Linked DNA regions of Homo sapiens: region 2 is linked to region 1. Evidence: read pairs that join two places in POLR2A ChIA-PET (ENCODE). Cell type or tissue: PC-9. All regions are shown on one strand. Links, peaks and the distances in the headings refer to the core of each region. The heading gives the core; the rest is flanking DNA.

The links. ChIA-PET counts read pairs that join two places held together with the same protein. Peaks named below come from ENCODE experiments on the same cell type or tissue, not always from the same donor. Only the 100,000 strongest peaks of a DNase experiment are listed, where the experiment ranks them.
Region 2: POLR2A ChIA-PET joins it to region 1 with 10 read pairs; 3 of 35 experiments call an interaction of 5 or more read pairs at or near these places.

Annotation. Positions count from the first base shown.
Region 1 is chr19:54,430,695-54,433,596 of GRCh38, forward strand. TTYH1 (tweety family member 1) reads left to right here. Exons shown (of 14, transcript NM_020659.4): 9 at 119-211; 10 at 405-497. Among named protein-coding and RNA genes, the nearest start is that of TTYH1, 17 kb to the left of the region's middle. RefSeq lists an enhancer at 157-451. In PC-9, for the core only: a CTCF peak has its summit at 525; DNase peaks (open chromatin) are centred at 447, 967 and 1,657; H3K4me3 peaks cover 1,742 bases; H3K27ac peaks cover 2,500 bases.
Region 2 is chr19:54,951,427-54,954,328 of GRCh38, forward strand. It overlaps a transcript of NLRP7 not described here. Among named protein-coding and RNA genes, the nearest start is that of NLRP7, 5.3 kb to the left of the region's middle. RefSeq lists an enhancer at 577-1,266. In PC-9, for the core only: no CTCF peak of the experiment used is centred there; a DNase peak (open chromatin) is centred at 1,315; H3K4me3 peaks cover 880 bases; H3K27ac peaks cover 1,727 bases.

The DNA of each region.
Region 1 (2,902 bases), core at 227-2,726:
ACTCCTGGGTTCCGGGGAGGATGCAGGCCAGGGGCCCGAGTGCTGTGTCCGGAGGAGAGGAGAGAGGGCCGGGGGCGTATACTCCTGGGTCCTCCTCCCTCCCTTTCTCTTTCTGCAGAGGCTGACTCTGTCCCAGCGAGCTCTGGCCAACATCCACTCCCAGCTGCTGGGCCTGGAGCGAGAAGCTGTGCCTCAGTTCCCTTCAGCGCAGGTCGGTGGGTGGGCGCTCCCCAGACACGCGGACCCCACGGGGAAGGCGGACGGGGCGGGATGGAGCTGTGGGGCGTAGGCGGGGCTGCAGAGCTAGGCGGGGCCTTGGGTTGTGGGCGGGGACGCAGGGCGGGGCCAGGGCGATGGGCGGGCCTGAAGAGTTCGTGGGAAAACGACCCCTCCTCGCCCCGCAGAAGCCTCTGCTGTCCTTGGAGGAGACTCTGAATGTGACAGAAGGAAATTTCCACCAGTTGGTGGCACTGCTACACTGCCGCAGCCTGCACAAGGTGAAGCCCCTCCCCTCCCAATTTCTTCTCCCACGGGGGGCCTCTGTCTCGACCCACAGAACTACCTCCTCCTTCTCCTTGGACCCCTGCCATTGCGCCTGAGGATATCTCTGTATCCTCTGTTTATATGATTTATCTGTCCTATATCTATTCTCTACCTATTTATAACCTGTCGTCTACCTACCTATCAAGCATTATCCATATTCCTTCCCTCCTCCCTCCCTTTCCCCCCAACTCCCGCACTCCCCGCTGGGTCCCCATCCCACCCTCCCCGTCCCTTCCTGCCACCTTTTCCTTCCTTGTCTTCTCTCCTCTCTCCGTCCTCCTGCCTCTCCCTCCCTCCTAGAGGCTGCCGCTTAGTGAGTTCTGGAGCAAGACTGCCTGGGTTCCAGTCCTACCTCCTGACCAAGGGCAAGTCACCTAACTTCTCTGTACCTCAGTTAGTTCCCTCACTTATAAACCTGGGATTGCAAGAGTGGGCACCTGTCCAGCTCCCCTGCGGCTTGTGCTGTTCATACACTGGACAGGCAGGGGTGGGCAGGGTGCCCAGGAGGAAAGATATCTGGTGTCCTGCAGGCTCCAGTTTGGGCTCTGCCGCAGGCTGCACGGCCATAGGCAGGTGAGCGTGGCTGACTCTGCTTCCCACCCGTACCGTGAGGAAGGACGAGTTTTTTTTGTTTGTTTTTTTTTCACTGGATGGCTGTGAGGATTGAAAAAAAAAATCCCCTTATAAAACAGTAGGAGCTGGCCGGGCGCGGAGGCTCACACCTGTAATCCCAGCACTTTGGGAGGCCCAGGCGGGTGGATCACCTGAGGTCAGGAGTTCAAGACCAGTCTGGCCAACATGGTGATACCCCGTCTCTACTAAAAATAGAAAAAGTTAGCCGGGCATGGTGGTGGGCGCCTATAATCCCAACTACTCGGGAGGCTGAGGCAGGAGAATCGCTTGAATCCACGAGGCAGAGGTTGCAGTGAGCCAAGATTGTGCCACTGCACTCCAGCCTGGGCAACAAGAGCGAAACTCTGTCACAAACAAACAAACAAAACCAGTAAGAGCTGTTCTAAAACACACACCCGAGGATGCCTTTCCCCGGCCAGTCTTCCCATCAAAGACCTCACATGTGCATAGCTTCACCAAGTACCTGACCCTGTTGCATTTCACAGGTGGTAACTCATCGATGCCTCATAACAATGCTATGAAGAAGGAACTATGATTATCCCACCTAACAGGTTAGAAGATGAGGAGCAGAGTTGAGGGACCTTCCCAAGGTCACACGGCCAGCCAGCCCATGCACACTGAGGAGAGAGGGACCTTCCGGAGGGCCCCGCCCTCTGCCCCCCACAGCCAGGCAGTTGCCCAGTTTTGTCCTTTCTGCTTCTGGAATGTCTTCATCCATCTACTCTCAATGCCCAATGCCCCTGCCGCAGCTGAGGCCTCGTTCTCTCCCCTGCAGAAGGAAGCATGGCCCCCTCCCCATCCATCCCCCCATGGACCCTAGAATAGGGCTGCCAGATTCAGCAAACAGCAAACCACTCTGCTATAAGTACGCCCGGTGCAATGCTGGGGAGATACTTATACTAGAAAATTATGTATTGGGCATCCGATACTCAAATGTAACTGGAAGTCCTGAATTTGATCTGGCAACCCTACCCAAGAGGGATTTGTCTACGCCATCGCATGGATCTGAGCTTTCCCTGGTCTGGCTCAGACAGACCCCTTCTGTGGCTCCCACTGCCTCCCACCCTTCTGGAACTGGCATTCCAAAAAGGGAGTGGGGAGTAAGCACTGAAGCCATGCTCAGAATTGCTGACTATTGAGCTGAGAAAGGCTGGGCCCCCACCCAGCCCAGGGCTGCCCTGATCTTTTGCATAAGGATAAACTGGGGTTCAGGCGCTTTTCTGTGGCCTAGGCAGAAACTGGGCTGGAATACAGGCCCCCAGACTCCTTTGTGGAGGGAGGGAAGGGAAGGAAGAGGACAGATCACTCTACCCTTCCCTACCACTGCACCATGAGACCCTGGGTCTCCATCTCCCCTGTCAGTGTGCCAGGGTCCTCACAGATTAAAATCAAGAATAAGCGGCGGGGCCGGGCACTGTGGCTCACGCCTGTAATCCCAGCACTTTGGGAAACCAAGGTGGGCGGATCACCAGAGGTCAGGAGTTTGAGACCAGCCTGGCCAGCATGGCGAAATCCCATCTCTACTAAAAATACAAAAAAACTAGCCGGGCGTGGTGGCACACCCCTGTATTCCTAGCTACTCAGGAGGCTGAGGCACGAGAATTGCTTGAACCTGGGCAGTGGAGGTTGCAGTGAGCTGAGATCGAGCCACTGCACTCCAGCCGGGGTGACAGAGCGAGAATCCGTCTCAAAAAAAAAAAAAAAAATAGGAGGGGGCTAGGGATGG
Region 2 (2,902 bases), core at 156-2,655, 520 kb after region 1:
ATCCCAGCTACTCGAGAGGCTGAGGCAGAATTGTTTGAACCCGGGAGGCAGAGGCAGAGGTTGCAGTGAGCCGAGGTCGCACGACTGCACTCCAGCCTGGGTGCAACAGAGTGAGACTCCATCTCAAAAAACAAAAAACAAAAACAAAAACAAAACAAAAAATGAAAACCCACTTTTAGTAAAAAAAATAAAAATGAAAAAATGTGAATCAGGCTGCACTCTGGCCCACATCCTGGCTGCTGTGTATCACGTGGCTCTAGACACTGCACTTTTGCCTCCTCATCATTGCTGTAGATAGGATTTCTGACAGCAGGGTCATTAGACGAATTTTTTTTTTTTTTTGAGACGGAGTCTCGCTCTGTCGCCCAGGCTGGAGGGCAGTGGCGCAATCTCTGCTCACTGCAAGCTCCGCCTCCCGGGTTCACACAATTCTCCTGCCTCAGCCTCCCGAATAGCTGGGACTACAGGTGCCTGCAACCATGCCTGGCTAATTTTTTTTGTATTTTTAGTAGAGACGCGGTTTCACCATGTTAGCCAGGATGGTCTCGATCTCCTGACCTCGTGATCCTCCCGCCTAGGCCTCCCAAAGTGCTGGGATTACAGGCGTGAGCCACCGCGCCCGGCCCCATTAGACAAATTTGTATCTGCACGGTTCCTACAGATAAACTCTGGGACATTAGAATTATAAGGCTTTTGTTTAAGGATGGTTTCAGATGTTTTTCAGACCTTGAATTCCAGCCAAATAGCTGACACTAACCAGTTTGAAGACCCCAGTGAGGAATGGGATCAGCATGAGAACACTGCGTCTTCATGCCCCTGTCTCCGCCAGCAGTCAGCATGGCCACACTCTGGCCCACACCAAAACACTTAAAAACCCTAGCCCCGGCCGGGTGCAGAGGCTCACACCTGTAACTCCAGCACTTTGGGAGGCCAAGGCAGGTGAATCACCTGAGGTCAAGAGTTCAAGACCAGCCTGGCCAACATAGTGAAACCCCGTTTCTACTAAAAACACAAAAAATTAGTCGGGCGTGGTAGCGGGTGCCTGTAACCCCAGCTACTCAGGAGGCTGAGGCAAGAGAATTACTTGAACCTGGGAGGCGGAGGTTGCAGTGAGCAAAGATCCTGCCACTGCACTCCAGCCTGGGTGACAAAGCAAAACTCCATCTCAAAAAAAAAAAAAACCCTAGACCCAAACTTCTGGGGGAGATGGATTGGAGGTTTCCTCCCATCTCCTCATTCCTCAGCCCTGTGATTAAACTTCCTTCTCTTCTGCAACACAGTGACCCGGCAAATTGACTCACAGCGTGCATTGGGCAACGGACCTACTGTCAGAGGCGTGTAACCAGGGCAACTCCATCTTGAATAGGAGCTGACTAAAATAAGGCTGAGACCTACCGGGCTGCATTCCCAGACAGTTAAGGCATTCTCCAAAAAAAACAAAAATGACAGGCACGGTGGCCCAGCACTTTGGGAGGCCGAGGCGGGTGGATTACCCGAAGTAGAGTTTGAGACCAGCCTGGCCAACACGGTGAAACCCCGTCTCTACTGAAAATACAAAAATTAGTCAGGCGTGGTGGCTCGTGCCTGTAATCCCACCTACTTGCGAGGCTGAGGCAGGAGAATCGCTTGAGCCGGGGAGGCGGAGGTTGCAGTAAAAAGAAAAAAAAAAGCATTCTAAGTCACAGGATGAGATAAGTCAGCACAAGATACAGGTCATAAGGACCTTGCTGATAACACAGGTAGCAATGTAGCAGGACCAGCCACAGACAAAACTCCTCAGACACCGAGTTAAAGAAGAAAGGGGTTTATCCGGCCAGGGGCATCGGCAAGACTCCCGTCTCAAGAGCCGAGATCCCCAAGTGAGCAATTCCTGTCCCTTTTAAGGGCTCACAACTCTAAGGGGGTGTGCGTGAGAGGGTCGTGATCGACTGAGCAAGCAGGGGGTACGTGACTGGGGGCTGCATGCACTGGTAATCAGATCCAAACAAAACAGGATAGGGATTTTCACAGTGCTTTTCTATACAATGTCTGTAATCTATAGATAACCGATTAGGTCAGGGGTCAATCTTTAACTACCAGGCCCAGGGTGTGGCGCCGGGCTGTCTGCTTGTGGATTTCATTCCTGGGCCGCGGGGCTGTCTGCTTGTGGATTTCATTCCTGGGGCGCGGGGCTGTCTGCTTGTGGATTTCATTTCTGCCTTTTAGTTTTTACTTTTTCTTTCTTTGGAGGTGGAAATTGGGCATAAGACAATATGAGGGGTGGTCTCCTCCCTTAGCAATAAAGAATCCAGCCAGGCCGGGCGCGGTGGCTCACACCTGTAATCCCAGCACTTTCGGGGGCTGAGGCGGGTGGATCACACGGTCAGGAGATTGAGACCATCCTGGCTAACACGGTGAAACCATCTCTACTAAAAAAAAAAAATACAAAAAATTAGCTGGGCGTGGTGGCGGGCGCCTGTAGTCCCAGCTACTCGGGAGGCTGAGGCAGGAGAACGGCGTGAACCCGGGTGATGGAGCTTGCAGTGAGCGGAGATCGCGCCACTGCACTCCAGCCTGGGTGACAGAGCGAGACTCCGTCTCAAAAAAATAAAAAATAAATAAAAATAAATAAAGCATCCAGTCAAACTCCATCAAAACCAAGATAGTGACGAGAGTAACCTCTGGTTGTCCTCACCGCTCCACTCCCAGCAGCCCCATGACAGTTTACAAATGCCATGGCAATGTCAGGAAGTTACCCTATGCTGTCTAAAAAGGGGAGGCATGAATAATCCACCCCTTGTTTAGCATATCCATAGAAATAACCATAAAAATGGGCAACCGGCCGGGCGCGGTGGTCACGCCTGTAATCCCAGCACTTTGGGAGGCCGAGGCGGGTGGATCATGAGGTCAGGAGATTGAGACC